3 separate regions of the Homo sapiens genome follow, and regions 1 and 2 are each linked to region 3. A link is a loop called in an ENCODE intact Hi-C map of the cell type or tissue named here. Cell type or tissue: A673. All regions are shown on one strand.

Region 1 (8,000 bases), 1.8 Mb after region 3:
TGAATTGTGTGTCTGTATGAGTAGCCTTGTAGTTTTGTTGTGAGAAAATACTTTAAAATCTGTCCCTGTGCTTTGCCTTTTTTTGTACTAACTGCTATTCAGCAGAGACATCCATTGCCTGCAGAAGAATTAGGGTTGTTAGAGGTGGAAGGCATAGAGAAAAAGCATCACTATTCAGTATTTGACTTCCAAAATAGTCACTTGAAGCTTGTTTCAAAGACAGTACTCTTGAAAGCCAAAGTGTTAAAGTGAGAACTGAAATGTTAAAGAAGTTTTTTTAAAAAAGTGAGAAAAGATTTTGTGTCACAGAGGAAAGGCCTAAAGAAGCAGAACATAAAATTCATTCACAAGAAAGAGATTAGGAGAAATGTAGATGAACAGCTAAATAACTTCACCCAAAACGGAAAATTAAGGTTGCTTTATCCAGGAGGGTAGAGCTAAAAAAGGGCACTTGAGGAGGACAAGGAGAACTAGGAGATGGAATACAAGAAGAGGCAAAATGTAGGACCTCCCACCTCCACGTGAGCCATAAGGAAACCCAGGTAACCCCCACAGACTGCCCTTGTCATTTAAATGAGTGCCCTGGTGTTACTGGAAAGGAGTCCCATTCCAGACCCCAAGAGTGGGTTCTTGGATCTCACACAAGAAAGAATTTCAGGCAAATTGGTAGAGTAACATGAAAGTGAGTTTACTGGAGAAGTAAAGAAACAAAAGAACGGCTACTCCTTAGGCAGAGCAGCCGCAAGGGCTGCTCACCTGCTTACAGTTATTGTTACTTCTTGATTATAATGCTAAACAAGTTGTGGATTATTCACAAGTTCTTGGGAAGGGAGTGGGCAATTCCCGAAACTGAGGATTCCTTCTCTTTTCCAACCACATAGGGTAACTTCCTGATGATGTCATGGCATTTGTAAACTGTCATGGCACTGGTGTTAATGCATTATAATTAGTGTATCATGAGCAGTGAGGATGACCAGAGGTCACTTTCATCACCATCTTGGTTTTGGTGGTATTTGGCCGGCTTCTTTATTGCATGCTGTTTTACCAGCCAGGTCTTTGTGACCTGTATCTTGTACCAACCTCCTATCTCATCTTGTGACTAAGAATGCCTTAACCTCCTGGGAATGCAGCCCACTAGGTCTCAGCCTTATTTTACCCAACCCGTATTCAAGATGGGTTCGCTCTGGTTTGAACTCCTCTGACACAAGTAGCCTGGGCTGAGGTATAGTATTAGTTTTCCTTCTCTTTGCCACAGGGTGAGAGCATCTCATCAACAGTTACCTGCACATTGCACATCAGTTACCCAGCAGACATGGTGGCCAATAATGATGTAAGACATTGCTTGGCCCATGCAAACGACCCTATATTTATAATGCTCTCTTCCATGCTTAAGTCTCTAAAACAGATGTAGAAACTCTAAATTCCCTGAAGGAGCAGTGTAAAAAAAAAAAAGCACTCAGCACCTAAAGGTTGGAACTAACCAGAATCAGTTTGAGATTCTTCCAAACTCCAAACGAGGACAAGGTGAAATCCACCCACATCACAAAGTTTTTTGGACATGGACATCTCCAAGTCTAGAAATGAACGATTCCTGAAGATCTACAACTGTAGCATGTTTTATGTAAAATTGTAATATAAGAGCAGTGAAAATAGTTTTATTTTAAACGTAAGTAAATAATTTAAACAAAACTAGGGACAAAGAAGGAGAAATTCTGAATAGTAAAGGTCATATAGGTTTAAAAAATTTATGTAAAAATGGGTCAGATTATTACACAGCATCTCATGGACCAATCGCCTCACTTTATACATTAGGAAACTGAAATTTAGAGAGGTCGATCAATTTCCCTAAGGTTGAGTGGTGGAAATGAGACAAACCCAAGAATCTATTCCTCTCTGTCACTTATTAACTGAGTTTCCAAAATTCAGCTTTATTTCTGTGTATCCTGCTTTATTCTCAGCTAGATAATCAGTTTGTAATCTTTGAATAGATTGTTAACCTTAGCTTGCTACATAAAGCTAATACCTAATAGCAGGTTCTTTTGAGTTTATTTGGAGAGCCTTTTCTTTTGCAAAACAATCTTTCTTTATCTCTGTTCTCTTCTTTAGAGTAACATTTCCTCTGGTATTCTACCTCCTTTAACTCTAGTTCCCACTTGTTTTTATCACAGCCCCATATGAAGTCATTCCATTATCCCATCTCCTTGTAATTAACTTCTAGGATATTTCCCTAAGAAGTATTCAGAATGATGTAACAACTTTAATTTCTAATAGTGTCATACTAGTATTCAACTGAGATATCTTAAACATAATCTACTTGCAGCATAACATATAAATATGCGTATGCCATTTTCAATGTAAAAAGTGATTTTTTGTGGCATTACTATTTTTGCTTCAAAAATAAGTAGGTATATTACTTTATTTGAAAAAATAGCATATATTTCTTTATTACATAATATTTATTACTTTATTTGAAAAGTATAGAGGTGAGAAAATTAAGTAACTATTGAACACCAAGTTGAAGAGCAGGGTCTGGAATTTAGGTCTCTGATTCAAAATTCCATGTTTTTCCTGCTATGCCAAAACCTCTTCAGAAAAATTGTTAGGCTTGGCCCTTCTGTTGCTGGAGAATCAGAATTCATAGAAGCTGAATAAATTCACGTGTGAACTTCTGGTTTTGGGGGAGTGAGCAACTCAATCATACTGGCCTCCTGCTTCTGATCAGGAGCATGAGAAGCAGCAATATATGGATGTCTAGATTAAACAACCATTTGTCATTGACAAAGAACAGTAGCGAAGTGCCTTGGGAACTTATTGGGGTCAGATAGGAAAAGGATAAACAGGCATCACACATGGGTAGACAATGATTGGAGAGAATGTTCCAAAGCAAGTCATTCCTGGCAATGGAATTTTGTAGGGAAGAACTGAAACCGGCCATGCCTCCCACCCCTGGTGATTATCCTTAAGAGAGACATGGCCCTGTTGTGTCTGGAATCTCCTAATTGCTTCCTCCATTCGCTCACAATCAATCTGAATATAAAGTAAACTTTGCTCTTTAAGACAGGAAATGATCCTTAGAATCTGAAGAAATTATATTTTCTGACCTAACCCATGACATCAGTAAGATTGAGGAGGAATGCCCATGTTGACGGAGGCACAGTGAGGAGTGGAATAGGGTGGCTCACACACTGCACACATCCCCCCTGACAGCTGACAGTTCATGAATTCACCTAAAATAGGTGACCATCTCACACAGGACAGAATTCAATGAATAAGGGGATAGTTTTTCTCTCCAACGACCCCACAAACTCTTTCTGCTCCATTGTGAAATCTAAACTTTGCATGTCCTATTGCTCAAGAAGTCTAATAACTGCCTTTAAATAGGTGCACTCTCATGAAATGGTATCTGCCGCCATGAAAGTGGATGGGTTTGAGTTTCCCAATGGAACAGCCATGAAAAAGAAACCATGCCTGTGCTTAGGTTGAACAATTAAGTCACAATTCTCATTCTGGACTTTTTTTCTCAAACTAGAAGATCAAAATGGCATTGCTCTACATCCTCCATAGATAACGCATATAAACAAATCAAAAAGATAAAATATTTTCATTTCTCTCTGGAAGTTTTTTTTGTTTTTTTTTTTTTTTTTTTTGAGACGGAGTCTCGCTCTGTCGCCCAGGCTGGAGTGCAGTGGCGGGATCTCGGCTCACTGCAAGCTCCGCCTCCCGGGTTCACGCCATTCTCCTGCCTCAGCCTCCCAAGTAGCTGGGACTACAGGCGCCCGCCACTACGCCCGGCTAATTTTTTGTATTTTTAGTAGAGACGGGGTTTCACCGTTTTAGCCGGGATGGTCTCGATCTCCTGACCTCGTGATCCGCCCGCCTCGGCCTCCCAATGGAAGTTTTTAAGAAAGTCGTAGTTAAACCCTAACACTTCCGTGCAGTCTTTCAATTAGTGACTGGGCTCCCCCTACTGGAGCTTTGAGGTATTGTATGCATCCTGTGTCATTTCTACCAATGCACATAAAGTCTTTGATTTTTCTTTTTAATCTTCATAAACGAAGGACCTCATTAGGGAATTTCAACGCTCTACATTTTCTTATTCTTCTTCTTTTCTTTGATTTACTGCCTCATGGACCCATTTATCCTTTTGCAAGTGTTTTCTGAGCACTGCTATGCTAAACTCAGTGAGAACACATATGGGAAATTTTGCATGTTTGAATATGTAATTATGAACAGGACTTTGAGAAATTAAAGGATGTCCCAAGGAGGGACTCTGGAGGCTGTCTGCACATTGAGAACAACAACTGAAGTAATTACAAATGTAATTACAAACTAATTACCATATTTAATATAATATAATTACAAATATAATTACAAATATTACAAAGCCTGAACAAGAAGAAGCTGAGATTATAACTGTCTTCACATATCAAAAGGTCTCTCGTGCAAAAAAGAGCTTAGACTTATTTTTTATTGCTTATGGCAGGATTTCTTGGCCTTGGCACTATTAACATTTTGAGTTGGATGATTATTTGTTATAGGAGGTTTCCTGTACATTATAGGATTATAATCATTATAGAGCCAGCGTCCCTGAATTTCACCCACTTAATGCAGTGGCACCCAGTTGTGCAATCCAAAAATGCCTATAGACATTGCCAAATGGACCCTGGGGGACAACATCATCCCAATTGAAAACCACTGCTCTGGAATCTAGATTCCAAAGGAATTTCCAAAAGAGATATTCAATTGGCAGGACTCTGAACACTGTCTTACCAAAGTGGCTCCATACTTACACATTTTACGAGATGAGTTGCTACAGAGATGTCATACTCAGATCAAGAAAAAAAAATCAAAAACCAGTGTTTGAGCACAAGTGGAATTGTGAGGCTTGAATTTTAATAAATTCCCTTTCCCTGGAAGAATGCAACGGAGGTATGGTAATATCAGTAGGAGAATCTGTAAGATTCTACCCAACAAGTAGGTGCTAAGAGGTGTCATTTCTAAGGTCTCCATAATTGTGATTCTTTATCATGATTCTTTATCATGATTCTATATGGTTTTGTTATCCAGACGCAGACATTGTGACCACACAGAACATCATTATTAGAGACAACTTTGATTGGCTCTTCCCTTGAACAAGTTGAAGACATGTATGGCCATAATTTAAATTCTACCATTTATTTTTTGTTCTGATTGTCCAAAATGCCTAATCCTTTTTAGAATCTATGATTAAAACCCATCTGCTTTCTTTTCATGTTATCCAAAACAGTGGAGACTATTTTACACCTTTTTCTTTTTTAGCTGTTTCGGAATATATGCTGGAATTACAGAAAGAAAGAGCAAAACTGCACACACTGACCCCCCAATAGCAGATGTTTTGGATCATTGATGTAAGAGTGTCTTGGTTATAGTGTAGTTTAATATCTTACTGTGCTGCTAATTAAAAAATTTCAGAATGTTGTCAGATATGCTCACACATCTCCCAATGGAGAAAAATCTTTACTTTGTTGGCATGCCCTCGCCTTTTAATTTTTTTAACTACCCTAATCCCAAAGCTATTTTCAAGAGGTTAGACATTTCCCAGCATTTCCCTCAGTACCCTCAGGCTCAGGAAAATCAGAAAGATACCAAGCTGTAGGGTCACCTCTGGGCAATGTGTTACCTGGATCATGAGCACAGTTTAAAGAACTGTTCAGCATTGCCTAAAAATGAGACATTTTACACTGACAATTAGAAGATTGTACACATACCAGTATTTTTTAAATTAATTTTAAGCCCCAGAAATCTTTCAAATAGTTGGCTAGACCTATTACTGCGTTATTTAATGCATCAGTTATTAGATCATTTTTTAATTAAAAAGACAATGGAAGGCTGGGCATGGTGGCTCACGTCTGTAATCCCAGAAGTTTGCGAGGACGAGGCGGGCGGATCACCTGAGATCGGGGGTTCGATACCAGCCTGACCAACATGGAGAAACCCCGTCTCTACTGAAAATACAAAAATATAGATGGGCGTGGTGGCGCATGCCTGTAATCCCAGCTACATGGGAAGCTGAGGCAGGAGAATCACTTAAACCCGGGAGGTGGAGGTTGCAGTGAGCCAACATCGTGCCATTGCACTCTAGCCTGGGCATCAAGAGCAAAACTCCATCTCAGAAAAAAAAAAAAAAAAAAAAAAAAAAAGTAGACAATGTAGAGTTCCACTGACCAGACCTGTATTCGCTCCCCAAATTGTTTCTAAGCCTCAAAAGTTACTGGTTTAGGTTGGCTTTCCTTAAATGGTCAAAAATGGTCATTCTTAGAAAATACGGATAAAGTCTATATAAGACCTTTCATGTCTGATTGTTTACTTCTATCCTTAAACCCCAAGGTATAGGTGGAAGCCACTATCCAAAGTGTTAACTCTATGTGTTTATTTAACAAGGAATCACTTATTTCTGAGTTACTTAATACACTAAAAATCTCACCATAACTTAATGCTTCACAAAATGTTTTCAATATATAAAACACTGATTGATATTAACATCGATCAATTAACCTTGGTTTTCATTTCCCTTCTATCATCAATAAGTTGTATGATTTTAACATGACATGCTTTCTTCTGGCTTTGTTTATCCACCTTAAAATTACCAGATAGTTCTTATATTTAAATAAAATTAAGGAATTTCACGTTTAGCTGGCAAAGTAGGAAACAGAACAAAGAGTGCTTTTGAAAAATAAGTAGCATAATTATATCTCAGTTTTAAAAAATTTTCTATGGTCAACTCACTCATTTAACTCATGTGTTCTTCCATGGCTCCAGATATAGAAGAAACATTTGAAATTTAAAATAAAAGTCAAGGAAAAAATATTTCACTGGTATGTCAAATCAATTCATTGTCATTTGACTTAGATTGTTGGATTACTGTTTTAAATAAGGAAGGCTGTGTTTAATGGATGCTTCCCACTCTGGCTAGGCTGTATATTAATAGCTGGGCTCCCTTCAATGAATTCAGACCAAATATCCTAAGACCAAGAAAAACACCCTGCCCTCATTTCCAAAGACTTACTGAGTGAATGTGGTATGTTGCACAAATTAATTTCTATCTGTTCCCACCACTACAGTAAAAAACAAATTTTCTCATAAGGGACAACCCATAGGTTGTCCTAATTTAGCCAAATGTAGAATTTCAGATATAGAAATAAAGAGGAATGCACGCACACACACACACACAAACACACACACACACACCCCTTCTCCAACACCGCTTCTGTATCCATATAAAATGTTTCTGAATGCCTAAAGGAAAAATAAACTCATCCTCTGATAAAAGTAGATAGAAGTTTGAATAAAATGAAGTGACAGCAAGTTCATCAGAATAGATGTAACTGCTATATAACTACTCCAGCTTTATAAAATGCTCACCGTTTTTGTGTCTTTTCCCTACACTTAGCTGAGTTTCTTCACAGGTATAGAAAAAAGTTTCTGACTTAGCAAGATTCCGTTTATTTTATTCTTTTATTTTTTTAAGATGGAGTCTCACTCTGTCACCCAAGTTGGAATGCAGTGGCACCATCTCGGCTCACTGCAACCTCCGTCCCCTGGGCTCACGTGATTCTCCCACTTCAGCCTCCCAATTAAGTGACACCATAGACACACACCACCATGCCCAGCTGTTTTTGTATTTTTCATAGAAATGGGGTTTCACCATGTCCGCCAGGCTGGTCTTGAACTCCTGAGCTCAAGTGATCTACCCTCCGTGGCCTCTCAAAGTGCTGGGATTACAGGCATGAGCCACCATGCCCAGCCACTGCAAGATCCCATTAAAAAAAAAAAAAAGTGAAGGCAGCAGGGGGTGCTCGTGTAGGAAAGATGCTTAAAGTGTTCTGACTTAACCTATAAAAGAGCTGCTGGTTCCTCCCACCAAAGCCAAAGCTTAAAATCACCTTCAAAGGCTGAGAGGAAGTGGTATAATAATTACTATTGAGTATATACTCTGTGCATATATCTAAGCAATTTTCACA
Region 2 (8,000 bases), 570 kb before region 3:
ACTTGTAACTATTTTTTCTTGTTTTCCTACTTTGATTGGTTAGAAACTTGAAAGAATGGTGAAAAGAAGGATAATTACTTTGATTTTTAAAATACTTTCAATATTCAAATATTTTAATTTTTGTATCCACCTAGAATGATGATAGTGATAATGATGAAAATGATAATGAATTCGCTCTCAATCTACATTCAAGACATGAAAGAGGACTGGGTCCACACTAACTTTAGAAAGTCAATGACACCAAAATATGTATGAAGCAATGTAATTCACTGGTATCTATGATGGCTAATTTCATGTGTCAACTTGACTGGGCCATGGGGTGCACAGATATTTGGTCAAACATTATTCTGGGTGTTTCTGTGAGGGTGTTTTGGATGAGATAAACATTTAAATTGGTAGACAGAGTAAAGTAGATTGCCCTTCCTAACATGAGTGGGCTTTATCCAATCGAGGACCCGAATAAAACAAAAAGGCTTTTTTTCTGAAATAGGGTAAGATTTCTCCTGCATACACACACACACACACGCACGCATGTATTCTACTGGTTCTAGTTCTTTGGAGAACCCTAGCAAATACAGTGTCCTTACTGGGTTCCTATATAGCATGTTATTGAATTTTATTTACAAAATATTCTAGAATTTCATTTAAGGATCTCTCTGATCTTGTTTTTTTCCCTTGTTTATAAAAGGCCTAAAAGTATATGTAAAGATAATATAATAGTATATTATAATATTAATAGAGAATAAATATAAATCATTGTGATATTAATAGATTATAATAGAAAATTTCCATAAACCACTAAAACATGTTTAACTATTTCTACAAAAATGAGTTTCTTTTCTTTATGAACACACAAAAGGATTATATTTATTATGCTCCTTCAGAGTTATGTATAGCCATTTGATTGAATTCTAGTCAAGGAATTGTGAATGGGAATAATAGGTGTTGCTTTTAGGCCTAACTCATACAAACCTCCCACTGAGTTCCTCACTGTCATTTCCTCTTCTAGCTGTCTAAGATGGAGTGTGCCACTTACTTAGGCATGTGATGAAAATACTTAATTTCCCAAGGTACATGGAGCAGAAACATCTATACTACCCTTTATCCTCTGTTTATGCTAATAATATCTATTTTGGAATGTTACATGAGTGAAGAATAAAAATCATTTGAGTTTGAAGTATTATATTTGGTGTTTTTTTATGCTGCCAAAATATAGCTTGCCATAATGAATACCTTGGTTATGAGTAAGATTAAAATTAGTCTATATGACATAAGAACTGTTAGAATTACCACACATCATTCTGCAAAGTTTCACACATTCAGATTTCAAAATGGAAAGAAAAAAATTTTTTAAATTTTACATAAATATTTGCTGATTAATATGTTCAAAGTTTTGTGCTAAAAATTATATTGAATGTCTTCTACAAAAACCAATTAATGCCCTCCAGATGCTGGGAACAAATTACAGTTCACACAAATTTTATTTATATGTTTTAAGAACCTGTTACCTATGGGAGTTATATTACCATTATTTTTGAGTCAATGAATAAAGGGATGTAAGCAAGAAAGAATAGGAATACCAATGATAAATGCCATGGTTGTTTAGAAAAGACAGTTGTAAAAAAGGATTCAAAGAGGAGATACAACTTGTATCAGCACTTAATACATAGGTAGTTACATGATAAATAGGTAGACAGATAAATAATTGTAGCACAGGCCCATATAATTAGAAAGATATGGAGGAATACCATTTTAGATAGTCAAAGAGAAGCATAAATAAGAGTGAATGTAAAAGACAGTGAAGACACCATCCTGATAAGACTTGTGGCTTCATATAGATAAGTCGCTGGAAACCACGATAAACTGATGCTTCCTGTTTGTCAGATAGTGGAGTTGCTTACAGTAGTTTGCTAAGGCTTTTAGCATTTACCATATAGGCAATAAGAAGCCCTTTAAGATAATGTATGTATATCAACATTTTGAAGTAACTTTTTCAAAGTGCCTATTTTCAATTAAACATTTAGGGAAAAAAAGATGTTCTTGCGTCTTCTGAATTGTCAATGATGATTTAATTTTGCAGAATCACCATCAAAGTGTATTCTGTAGACAAGCTTTGAAAATTGGTAGAATAAAGACCTCAGAATCAAGTGTTCAAGTGCTTTCATAAAGTAGTAGTATAGACTAGATACAATGGCTCACGCCTATAATCCTAGCACTCTGGGAGGCTGAGGTGGGAGGACTGCTTGAGGACAGGAGGTTGAGAACAGCCTGGGCCACATAATGAAACAAAACTAAAAAATAAACTGGGTGTGGTAGCATGCACCTGCAATTTCAGCTATTTGGAAGACTGAGGCAGGAGGATCACTTGAGCCCAGGAGTCTGAGTTTGCAGTGAGCTGCATTGTGCCACCACACTCCATCCTGAGGCATAGAGCAAGGCCCTATCAGAGGAAGGAAGGAAGGGAGGGAGGGAAAAGAAAGGAAAGACAGAAAGATAAAGACAGAAAAGAAAGAGAAGAAAGAAAAAATAGGTCCATAAGAATGCCACACTCCTGGAAACGTAATCTACTGACTGTTACCTTTAATGTTTTCAGAGCAATGCAAAACAAGTACACTTTTCATTAAAAGAGGCTTTGAGAATACATTATGCTTAACTTTTCAGATGTATCTTTTTGTTTAGGAGGCTGCTTTAAACTGTCCAGCAGAAATCTGTTCACAACAGTGGCAAATTGATTAGAGCTGTGTTTTGGCTTTTCACGTCATTACATTTTTCTTGTATGTATTCATCCATCAGAATGTCTAATCCCATCCCAAATCTACCAGCTTCACTACTCTATAATAACTAGTATGACTACCTCTATGATAACAATAGCATTAATAATAATGCCATTATTAAGTTTGTTTTTTGAATTCATGCACAATATGTGTTATTTTCATGGCAGAAGATTGACACTTGTGAAAAAATGAGAGGTGAGAACAATGTCTGATGTTTCTGATTATAGTGACAAAATTCTGTCTCTTTCTCTCTCTAAATATCTTAGAAAAATAATTTAAAGTACTATAAAAAGTATCCTACCTTTCAAAGTGAATCATGGGAACAAACTCAAAATGACTTTGTAATGATATCAAGCATAAGTGAAATCTACAAGAGATGTATGATGTCTCCAGCAGGTTTAAAAGTTCAACCCTGAATCGGCTTACAAAATAAGCAGGCACTTTAAAAAATACCAACTTTTTCTGTGAAGACAGAAATTTTTGTGCCACTGTCAAAAAAAAAAAAAAAGGAAAAAGATATATAACTGTCTATTGATGTGAAACCGTGGGGAGTTTCTCAACTGTGGTATACTTATTCATAAAGTGAGAGTTTGCAAAACAGCCACATAAATATGGGTCATAAAGAATGGCCATAAGTAAAGCATCTACCTTTAGTTAACAAAATTCTAGGCTGCTAGGCTTTTAGGACATTGGGAAGATCAGACTACTTGCAAAGTGAAAGATTTAGACAGCCTACAGCATTCAGTAGCAGAGATTCAATAGATGGCACTCTTCCCTCTGCTTTGAGCTCATTCCTCAAGATGACTCAGATTTCCAGGTCTCCAGACAAATATGCTGGGCCCTCCTTCTTATCTCTTCAACATTTCTCTCCAATCACTCACCTATATTTAATTTGGTGCTTCAGCCACAGTAAGCTACTTATGGATGCCTTAATATCTCATTCTCTCTTAGGTCCCTATTCTTTTTCAAAATGTGCTCTCTCAGGTTGGGAAATCCCTCCTCTATCTTCTCATCAACTTGAGCAGTATGTCTACTGCTAGCCCTTTCTTCTAAACTCTCCCCTCATCATCATGCATCTTGTCTGTGCTCTTTCTTTTCTGTTTCCATAGTATCATACATATACCAGAGCGGTCACCTGTGAATACAAAATATACCATTAATTGTGCCTTTATCCTTCATTGGAAGATGAGCTCCTTAGAGAAGGAAACATTGTATTCCTCATGCTCTAATTCCTAATATAGCTGCCATATCATAAAAACTTTATATTTTCTTAAAGAACGAGTGAGTGAACCTAACCATCAGAGCTGTTTCCAACCTCTTTTCATATATTAACCCCTCCATAAAAAAGATCACGCTTTATTGTAATTTTTCTTTAACTCTCATTTCCTTTCCCAGTTTTATTGTATTTGCTTGTTTTTTGTGTCTAAGACAGACGTTTTTAATTCCTCTTTCCCATTTGGAATGTTTGTTTTTGTTTTTATTTCTTTGTGTTTTTTTGCTGCCATTTTAGTTTTGAAATTTTGTTAAGAATTGGTTGTGTATTCTTATAATCTTTACTTTTAAGGATAAAACATAAAAAATAATGAATATTAAGATATGATATTGGGCAGGCGCGGTAGCTCACGCCTGTAATCCCAGCACTTTGGGAGGCCAAGGCGGGAGGATTACGAGGTCAGGAGATCAAGACCATCCTGGCTAACACGGTGAAACCCTGTCTCTACTAAAAATACAAAAAATTAGCCGGGCGTGGTGTTGGGCGCCTGCAATCCCAGCTACTCGGGAGGCTGAGGCAGGAGAATGGCGTGAACCCGGGAGCAGAGCTTGCAGTGAGCCGAGATTGCGCCACTGCACTCCAGCCTGGGTGACAGAGCGAGACTCCATCTCAAAAAAAAAAAAAAAAAAAAAAAAAAGATGTGATATTAAGATTTTTCTTTTTGAATCAAATTCTTACTCTGGCACCCATGCTGGAGTGCAGTGGCACTATCTCGGCTCACTGCAACCCCCGCCTCCCGGGTTCAAGCAATTCTCGTGCTTCAGCCTCCTGAGTAGCTAGGATTACAGGCTCCCGCCACCAAGCATGGCTAATTTTTGTATTATTTTTTTTTTTTTAGTAGAGACGAGGTTTCACCATATTGGTCAGGCTGGTCTCAAACTCCTGACCTCAGGTGATCCGCCCGCCTCGGCCTCCCAAAGTGTTGAGATTACAGGCTTGAGCCACTGCACCCGACCAAGATACGATATTAACATTTATAGGCGGCCGGGCACGGTCGACTATTTGTATACAACCCAAAAACATAGATTATAACACTTATATTTTTAAAAGGCACACATCTATACAATTATAATTTGTATAAATTTATAGCAATTATAATTTGGGTGAAAGTACTCTAGAAAAATGGTCCAAATATTGATTTCATGAATCAAAATCTAATTTTATTATTTAATAGCTAGAAATTTAGATAGAATACGTGACTCTGTTTTTCTTAATAACATTTGTCTATAAGTCACATAATTGTTTACATTATACATTACATTATAAGGGGTTTTATGTGAGAGACTTGAGTAGAATGCCTGATTCTGCCATATATTCTTGAATGAATCTGCTAAAGACTTTCTCACCCTGTTTCCTTATCGGTAATAAAGGGATAAAATATTTCTATTTCTTCTGTAGACATTATTAAAGTATTTTAATTAATATTTTAACACTATTAAATAGTGTCCATAAAAGAAAAAAAGCATAGTGTTGCATCTAGACAGTGCTCAAAAATATTATGTTGAGGCTCAAAAAAAGATACCTCAAAGTATGAGGCTTTGGCATGCTAAGCACTTCAAACTGAAGGAAATGAAAAGGCTTTAGAAACAGGCTCAGGACCAAGGACTTTCTGACTTTCTCCTGTTTCTCCTAAGAACAGGGTGGAAGGAACTCTGAAGTTCCCTTATCTGAAGCTCCTTCAGAAGAAACACAATTGCCTTTGATGCCATCTGTGGAATTTCATTAATCAGGGAAGATTAAACTCATCTCAGGATGACTGAGGAATGTCACCACACCTAGACAGACTTTGTCCCAAGCTACAGTCTGTTCTTAGATTCCATTCAGTTTCAAAGAGAATCATTTACAAACTACAGTTTCTTCCTTTGGGCCGAATCAACAGTTCTGAAAATCATTTACTAGCTCTTAAATTGCTTATTCCCCCATCTCCTTTTCTTGTACAAAGGAAGTACTATTAATAAATCTGGTTCTTCTTTGAGATTTATATTTTCTGTGTCTCCATGCACGTAAATAAATATGTGTACATTTCGGCCCATTAATCTGTCTATTGACAGTTAATTTCAGCAGAATTAAGACTCAAATCTTCAGAAGAATATAGACAAATTAATTATGTCCCTATAATAATTTGCTGTTACTATTGTCATTACTCTTATTTTGTATAGTCTTCATCAGGGATAAACATAAAATAACATTGAGAAATCTAAAGTTAAATATATGTATATATGTGTATATATATGTATGTGTGTGTGTGTATACATATATATGAGATTCTACTTTCAAATGAGAGCAAGAGGAGAGGAGCTCCTCAGAACCCTCTTTAGCAAAACCAGTAACATTTTATACAGATATATATAGTTATTAGTTATACATGTATGTATATATATGTGCATGTGTATATATATGTGTATGTATATAGAATATGTGTGTGTGTAGTTTTACATATATAAAACTAGCTCTGTAAATGGCACTAAGTGCATACAGTGAGTGAAGAAACACTTATTCAGGAAACTATTAAATTTTCAAAAGATCTGTGAAAGTTTGCAGTATTCAGACCAAGACTCACACCCACAATCCTCTCTCCCATATCAACAAGGCTCAACAAGGCAAAACTCCAATCCAGACTGTTAAAACCAGTAACAAAGGACTTTCTTTCTTAGTTGAAGGACTATATACTCTGGAGGGGCAGGATGCTAACATTACTTATTCTGCCTCCAGCTACATGTTGCAGAGGTTAAATTCCACGTGAATATAGCCAAGAAGGGAGGGCATCCTTCTCCTCTGCCCCTACTCATGAGATGAAGGATCTATCCGCGGTGATGCATTGTTGGAGAATCCAATAAGATGAACAGCTAAATTATTCATTAGAAACAACAGAGACAAGAAGAAGTAGAATAATATATTTAAAGTACACAAAGAAAAAGACAACTATTGACCAAGTATCTAAAAAATAAATCTAGACACCAATCTTACACAATTCCACCAAATTAACTCAAAATAGATCATAGACCTAAATATATAATGCAAAACTCTGAAACTCTTAGATGATAACACAGGAGAAAACCTAGATGACCTTGGATATGACAATGACTTTTTAGATACAACATCAGAGATAGATCCATGAAAAAGATCATTGATAATCTAGACTTCATTAAAATTGAAAATATATGCTTTGAAACAGAAAACTTGAAGAGAGTAACAAGACAAGGCTATGCGTGTTGGGAGAAAATATTTGCAGAAGACACATGGTAAACATCATCCAAAATATATAAAGAACTCTTTTTTTTTTTTTTTTTTTGAGATGGAGTCTTGCTCTGTCGCCAGACTGGAGTACAGTGGCACCATCTCAGCTCACTGCAACCTCTGCATCCCAGGTTCAAGAGATTCTCCTGCTTCAGCTTCCCTAGTAGCTGGGACTACAAATGTGCACCACCATGCCCAGCTAATTTTTTGTATTTTTAGTAGACACGGGGTTTCACCATGTTGGCCAGGATGGTCTCGATCTTTTGACTTTGTAATCTGCCCGCTTTGGCCTCCCAAAGTGCTGGGATTACAGGCATGAGCCATTGTGCCTGGCCTCAAAGAACTCTTAAAACTGAATAATAAAGAAAAAAATTAAAACTGTGCCAGTCTTAAGTAGAAACCAAACCAAAGTATACAGATGGCAGTAAACAAATGAAAAGATGCTCCTTATCATATGTCATCAGGGTGCAAATTAAAACAACAATGGCATACCACTATGGTCCTCTTAGAATGGCTTCAATCTAGAAAATGGACAGCACCACATGCTGGTGAGGATGTGTAGCAACAGGAACCCTCATTCATTGCTGGTGGGAATGTAAACTGGTACAGAACTTTGAACGACAGTTTGGAGGTTTCTTAGAATACTAAACATATACTTAAGCATAATCCATAGCCACACTCCTTGGTATTTACATAAATGAGTTGAAAACTTATAT
Region 3 (8,000 bases):
AGGCATGGTGGTCCATGCCTGTAATCCCAGCTGCTCGGGAGGCTGAGGCAGGAGAACTGCTTGACCCCGGGAGGCAGAGGTTGCGGTGAGCTTGCACTCTAGCCTGGGTAACAAGAGCAAAACTCTTTCTCAAAAACAAAAACAAACAAACAAACAACAACAAAAAAAAAACAGAAAAACTTATCACTTGAGAAACTTTCGTGAAATCTTTCATTCCTGATGCTGTTAAATACTCACTTTAAAAAGAATCAAGAATGATTATGGATATCATCAAATACACATTGATAACTTCAGTAAGGATTTCAGATTTCAAGGTTTTTAATATATAAAATCATCACATTTTATAGTTTAGATTTTATTGCTGGATTTGTAATGAATTGGTCATAAAATCATTTCCTTTAGTTCCTTTTTTATTATGATTATATGGTTAGATATGTTATTGAAAAATTGACATTATTTTACAATTGCAGGAGATTACCATGAAAACTGGCAAATTCTTTGGAGCAAACAATCATAATTGGGGTCTAGGGGGAGGTGTATGGTATTGAACACTAATTATACTCCAGAAATGCTGGATTGGTGGTTGACATTTTTATTAAAATAAAAATACAGAAAAAATTACCTGTTTCTAGCATGAAATTTGTTATTTACCACCAAGCTTTGGTTTTCAAAATTGCACTTATCATAATGTCTAATAGAAAACCTGAACCTTACAATAAAATAGCACAATTACATTGGAGGAAAATAATATTAAATACTGAACCATTTGCTTTGTTTTTTTTAACTATTGTAATTCAAATAGAAATATTTTTATTACATACTGAAGTTGATTGGTTTTAAAAAAAGAAATAAGCTAGCATATGCAATTGCCCTATTTTTAGAACACCAGGGTGGGGTAAGGAGAAAAACCTGACTGTTTCAATTATGTAGGAACAGAATAATATTAACTGACTTACTAAAATGATTTTTAAAATAAAGGACAACTTCCAAGAGAACTAGACAAACACACTAGCTGTGTTGGAAGACTTGGAAACATCAAAGAACCTGAAGCTTCAAGAGTCAAACACAAAGATTATAGCTCATTACTATATACCTCAAGTATTGACTGAAAACTGCTAAAAATTAGTGATGAAATTGTCTCCATTTTCTTGATTTGATGAAGTGCTTAAGGACAAGGTTCTTGAACATGATTTTTAAGCAAAACATCAAAATTCAATAGCCTTCTTGTAAGATTACTTGAGATAATTTTTGCTTTATGTTTTGCCTGAGTCTTCCATTTGGAAGTTTGTAAATGACCACATAGGATAACTATTGTGAGATTTTGTTGAAATGATTTTTACTAAGTGATCTTTTATCTCAAACATATATAAGGTGAAGGAGGTCAGCAATAATGAATGCAACTATTATCTATCAATTTTTACACATTGAATAATAAAATATTTATTATTCATGTTATTAATCTTATCTTTTATTGCTACCTTTATCCAAGTATTTTTAAGGACACAGCAACTAATGCTAATTTTATAACTTGTATAATCAGTAGCATGCATGGAACAATATACGTTTACCAAATTTTCTCCTATCTTATGAACCAGATCAGTAGGCATGTATTTATAATTAAAGAACTGAACATAATGCTTCAGATCACCCTCACTCATCTTGACCCTAAGAGATTCCCTATCAACATGTTCTCATGGCCAAGAGTCTTTGAAAAATGTGCAAAAGCAGGATATTTTCACCACAATTTTTTAAGACCTATTTTTCTTTCCAATCCAACTTCCCATATGTCACGTACTTTTCTTCTGTCAAATGACTCATATTACAAAATTGAAATGGTATGAAGAGCTGATTAAAGAAAACACAACTAAAAGTGTATGAAGAAAAATCGTATGTGATAAACATTCATTATGTCTTTGCTACTCAGCTAGGCTCTTTAGGGATAATCTTATTTCTCCTACATGAAAGCCCTTTGAATCACATGTTCGTATAATCATTTAAAAATTATTTTCAGAATAAAGATAATTGATGTTTAATTTACTAATCAAGATATAAAAACATAGACTAGATCATTTTAACTGTGACATCTAAACTTTTGATTTAAATAAGACTATTAATTCCTCAATGTCAAATTTGACAGAAAAAGTAATTCATTTTAAAAAGTGTGCTGTGTTTGTATTGCCCTAGCTTTTGGTTCAAACTTCCAGTTAAAATTAGGAAAATAAAACGAAGAACACTGGAAATAAATATAAGTTCCAGGTAATTTTGAATGGTAGGAAGCAAATGGTAATATATTGATGCGCAGACGTACACACACATTGAATGGCACATTATCACAGAAGACGCTCAAAGCAGTTATGAGCCTTTACAGGGAAAATGTCAAGATACCACCCATTTGGAGACAATAGACAATAGATACAGAGGGTGGTCTTTCTTATTTTAACATTTAAGAACAGCAGTAGAACCCTAGATGGTGTTGTCTGTCCCTTTCCCTGTACATAATGTATCTTAAAAAGTGAGTACTGGAATATGATTCTTAATGAATCTGATCCTCTCTTTCAAGAAACAGAAAAGAACTTTGTAAGAATCTACAGCAAACTTAGAGCAGGAAACATATTTTTTTAAATAACAATAGCTCTAGCAAGAAAAAAACACTCCATACGCAAAGATTTTTGTTTCTTTTAAACCAAAGATTTCACATCAGGAATTGAATGCTGCATAAAGTTGAGGACATCAAAGATAACGTATGAGTGTAGGATAACTGTGACCACTGGGGAAAACCAAAAACACAAAACAAAAAGAAAGACAAATAAAAAAATCTCTAGATGGGGACCACCTCTGGGCACCCAGCTAGTGGGAACAGCTTGGGGAATGAGGACAGTGGGGACGCTGAGAAGACTTTTCTTCTTTTTACTTCTATTCTTATTTTAAAATGTATCACTCTGCATAGTGCATCTATTTTGATAGTTTTTCTCTTAAATTACTGTTTTTGTCTTTATATACATGAAGTGTCAGTTGAAAAGCTGCTTTAGTATCTAACCACTAGGGGGTGCCCTCATTGCACATATTGATGTACAACTGGTCCAGGGCTGATCTGGACAAGGGATGCCATGAGATAAATTTTACTTCAGGCTAATGTCAATCTGAACTTGTTTCGCTGTTTAATGTATACATATAAAATCTGATCTGAGGATCTGACATCTTGACATCACTGTATTCTTCATAGTGAGACATAAAGCCACTTTTTTGCATTTCTGTTAATATTCAGAGTTTTGCAGGAAAGAATGAAACACTGGAAGCAGTTACTGAAGCTCAGATTCCTGTTCTCTTCAGGAGACACATAAACCCTCATACATATGCAGCCTCAGTTTTTAAAATATTACATAGTTGCTTATATTTATTTCTATCAGTTTAAAAAATATTTATATAAGCTGATTATGACATCTATTAATATTTTTAAAATTCAAATTTTTCTTAAAAATTGTTATCCCCTCAAATGTAAAAATATTAAATTTTGCTATATTATCACTAGTGTAAAGAACTTATTGTTGTATTTGTTAATCTGTTAGAACATTTTAAACATTGTTAATATTTCACTTTTATTCAAATTTTATGTTACAATTACACTTACAATTAATAAATAGCTTACTATAATGTTCTGGTAGGGAATTCCTTAGTAAAATAATGCACAAGAATATATTAAAATTTATATAGAGTAATTGATATTATTTTTCCATAAGGGCCAATGAGATTAAATGAACCTTCTTTCTTCTTTTCTTTTCTGTTCTTTCTTTTTTTTTTTTTAACCTCCTGCTCCCGGGTTCAAGCAATTCTCCTGCCTCAGCCTCCCCAGTAGCTGGGACTACAGGAGCCAGCCAGCACACCTGGCTAATTTTTTTGTATTTTTAGTAGAGACAGGGTTTCACCATGGTCAGCCTGGTCTTGAACTCCTGACCTCAGGTGATCCACCCGCCTCAGCCTCCCAAAGTGCTGGGATTACAGGCATGAGCCACCACGCCTGGCCCCTTGTTTCTTATATTTAGAAATATCAACATAAAAATTTAGAAACTTTAATAAATAATTAATGTGAAACTCCAAATACAGTCTTGGCCTTAGAAAACATCAAGAAAAATTTGGGGAGCCTTTAAAATGAGGAAAAAAATAATGGGTGTGTTGTCTAGATTACTCATTCAGGTTATTTACATCTTTGATTGTCTTTGAGCTATTTTGAAACCAAGTAAACTGTAAAAAAATGCAAATGATTTTTTTCTATAAATCCCAATTAATTGTACCTAAGGAATGAAATTGATTATTGTCCTGTAGATGGGCCTTTAAAAAACTTTGTAAATTCATTTTCAGAATTTCTTTTTTTATTATTATACTTTAAGTTTTAGGGTACATGTGCACAACGTGCAGGTTAGTTACAATATGCATACATGTGCCATGTTGGTGTGCTGAACCCAGTAACTCATCATTTAACATTAGGTATATCTCCTAATGCTATCCCTCCCCGCCGCCACCCCAAAACAGGCCCCGGTGTGTGATGTTCCCCTTCCTGTGTCCATGTGTTCTCATTGTTCAATTCCCACCTGTGAGTGAGAACATGCGGTGTTTGGTTTTTTGTCCTTGTGATAGTTTGCTGAGAATGATGGTTTCCAACTTCATCCATGTCCCTACAAAGGACATGAACTCATCATTTTTTATGACTGCATAGTATTCCATGGTGTATATGTGCCATATTTTCTTAATCCAGAATTTCTTATTTCATAGGTACGTGTGCTTCTTGAAATTCTCTTTTGAAATGGTTGTAATGGTTTCCACCCTTATTTTATTATTATTTGGAAGGAGCTTCTTTTTTATTTTTTTACTTTTATTTTATTTCATTTTTTTTGAGACAGGATCTCACTCTGTAGCCCAGGCTGGTGGGTGGTGGTACAGTCACGGCTCATTGTAGCCTCTGCCTTCTGGGCTCAGCCTTAGCCTCCTGATAGTTGAGACTACAGGCATGAGCCACCATGCCTGGCTTCCTCATTCGTTATTGACATAGCATCTTTGACATATGTTTATCTTGTGTTTGTATAAGAGTTATTATTTTGCTATTGTTTGAAAATAGTCTAAAAGATTAGCAAGATTATGATCTAAAATAATGGATGAGGATTCGGATCAACAAATGCTGATCAGATTCCATTAAAACAAAAGCTATTAAAAGATTTAAAAAAGAGTTTTATTCTTAAAAGTCTAATAAGACTTGAATTCTTTGAATATATTAAAATACAACATGAGTTTTACCTAGATAAGCTTTTAAGAAACTATTATCTTTTCTCAGCCTTGGGGTTTGAAAGCTCAAATTCTTTGCACACAAACTCTGATAAATCCCCACAATCAATGTCAGTGTCATATACATCATATTGTTTGATACTTTAGAATAAAATGCATATGGATCTTAGATATGTGAACATACTTAGGTAGTAAGATATCTATCTCTATATATCTATATTTATATCTATATCTATATCTATATCTATGTTAGTACTATTGCAGTATAATACAATAACCTCCTCTAGCCATCCCTCACACCCACCCAACTTATTCGTTCTGAATCTGGTAGGAACAAGTCTAAATAAAAAACTTTACAGTACAGCCCAGGCATGGAATATTTATTTCCTGATATTCTCAAATTTGTTTTTCTCATGCCATAGTTATTGCTTAATGTATGACTGGGCTAGATGTAAGTGTATTTATAAGAATAGGCCTACAGTTTGAGGGTGCTACATAAGGAACAAAGCATTTATTCTCCCTGGGGATGGCCCAGATTGCAGAGCTTTTTAGAAATCATAACTTCAAAGAAATACTGTTTTTTTTTTTTTTCCAAACTGAACAATCCTTGGGCTTTAGTCCATGACTGCTCCAGCTTCTGAAGGCATATGTCTGTGGCCAGTGGTTGCTGGCTGAGTAGCATTAGGTGCAAGCCAATAGGGCAGTTGCCTACAGTAACAATCTTTGGAGAGCACAAAAATATTGCTGGGCTGCTAAAACATCACTAGAAATATAAGTGGATAAAGGAAATGTGTTTATCAGCAGTAGGAGGATATTAAGATGGGACTCTCACAGTTTGTCTTTATGGAAACAAAAGAGCAGGGGATGAAATGTTCAGTTGCACTTATGCCACATTCTAAATCAAATCCAAGGCATGGCCTTGGATGTGTGCCATGTAAAGTAGGTGACTCTCAAGTAGTCCCTTAGCCCGGTGGTTCTCAACCAAAAGCATTTTTGCCCCCTAAGGAGTGTTGGCAATATCTGGAGATATTTATGGCTTGGGTGGTGTGGAAAAGATGCTACTCACATCTAGAGTATAAAAACCAGCAATATGTTAAGCATTCTGTAATGTTCAGGACCACCCTACATAACAAATAATTATTCAATCCAAAATATCCTTAGTGCTGATGTTGAAAATCCTAGCTTAGTGTAACAATACTCTTATGATTATAGAAGAGCTGAATTAGAGAAGTCAGGAATCACAATTTGTTTGAATAAAGTTGTTAGATTTATGTGGAATTTTAATCTCAATTAGGGAGAGAGGCTTTCTTTACGCATCAGGTTTAGTTGACAGACTTTTAAAAGAATCTGTCCTTGAAAAAATTAGTATTTGTCTCTTGAATTTGAAGAGTCAGTGGCATCGGCAATTAGTCATGTCTGAGAAGAACATTTATGAAAGGCACCCTTACAGCCAGCTGCTCTGATGGCCATGTGAGAAAGGGTGACCACAAGAGGTAAACCTGCACTTTTAAGACCTAAGGAAATATGTTTCTCAGGAATCAGATTAGAATCTTTGATACAAGGGTTTGTATTCAGTCTTTTTGAAAGGGACTATGCCTGACTAGGTGCAGTGGCTCACACTGTAATCCCAACACTTTGGGAGGCCGAGGTGGGTGGATCACCTGAGGTCAGGAGTTCAAGACCAGCCTGGCCAACATGGTGAAATCCCATATCTACTAAAAATACAAAAAAAAAAAAAAATTAGCTGGGCATGGTGGTGGGTGTCTGTAATCCCAGCTACTAGGGAGGCTGAGGCAGGAGAATCTCTTGAACCTGGGAGGTGGAGGTGGCAGTGAGCTGAGATTGCACCATTGCACTCTAGCCGGGTCAACAGGAGTGAAACAAAAAAGAAAGAAAGAAAGAAAGAGAGAAAGAGAGAAAGAGAGAGGGAGAGAGGAAGGAAGGAAGGAACAAAAGGAAGGAAGGAAGGAGAAAGGAAAGGAAAGGAAAAGAAAGAAAGGAAGGAAGGAAGGAGAGAGAGGGAAGGAGGGAGGGACTGTGCCCAAAACTGTAATCTGGGTTGTGTTTGGGAGTGGAGGCAGGTCTTAAGGACCCCACCAGATCAAGCATCACTGGTATTAAAAACTTTGCTTATGAGTAGCGTCTAGGGATGGAGAAAGTCTTATCTCCAAAGGGCTTAGAAAGCACCCGTTTAAAAAAAGACCACCTTCCATGCCACTGCACTCCAGCCTGGGCAACAGAGTGAGACTCTGTCTCAAAAAAAAAAAAAAAAAAAAAAAGAAAAAGGAAGAAATGCTCAAGTCAGATAAATGGAGAAATGGAGGTCAGCAGACCTTGTCATGTCAATGTAGTCCTCTTAGCCTGAAGCAGAACCAAGCTGGAGGAGAAGAAGGTTTTAGAAACTTATGAATTAATTAATTAACTTAAAAATAAGTTTAAATCATTATGGGTACATAATAGTTGTATATTTGTGTGTGGTACATGTGATACATTGATACAGACATACATTGGGTAATGATCAAATGAGGGTAATTGTAGCATCCATCACCTCATGTACTTATTATTTTTTGTTAGGAACATTCCAATTTCACTCTTTTAGTTATTTTAACATATATTCACACAATAAACAATTGTGAACTAAACCCACCCTATTGGTCTACCAAATACCAGATCTTATTCATTCTGTGTGTTTGTCTCCTTTAACCCTTCTTACATTATCCTTCCCT

What was found. Peaks named below come from ENCODE experiments on the same cell type or tissue, not always from the same donor. Only the 100,000 strongest peaks of a DNase experiment are listed, where the experiment ranks them.
Region 1: a loop joins it to region 3, with 8 times the contacts of the local background. A loop is called at or near these places in 12 of 110 quality-filtered maps.
Region 2: a loop joins it to region 3, with 5 times the contacts of the local background. A loop is called at or near these places in 7 of 110 quality-filtered maps.

The regions. Positions count from the first base shown.
Region 1 is chr11:36,999,667-37,007,666 of GRCh38, reverse strand. No RefSeq gene overlaps it. Among named protein-coding and RNA genes, the nearest start is that of RAG2, 410 kb to the right of the region's middle. In A673, CTCF peaks have their summits at 3,989 (motif pointing left) and 7,708; DNase peaks (open chromatin) are centred at 3,976 and 4,616; H3K27ac peaks cover 2,363 bases.
Region 2 is chr11:39,361,587-39,369,586 of GRCh38, reverse strand. No RefSeq gene overlaps it. Among named protein-coding and RNA genes, the nearest start is that of LINC01493, 720 kb to the right of the region's middle. In A673, CTCF peaks have their summits at 3,511 and 7,818; DNase peaks (open chromatin) are centred at 986 and 3,546; H3K27ac peaks cover 2,651 bases.
Region 3 is chr11:38,786,593-38,794,592 of GRCh38, reverse strand. No RefSeq gene overlaps it. Among named protein-coding and RNA genes, the nearest start is that of LINC01493, 140 kb to the right of the region's middle. In A673, CTCF peaks have their summits at 2,834 and 3,035 (motif pointing right); a DNase peak (open chromatin) is centred at 3,072.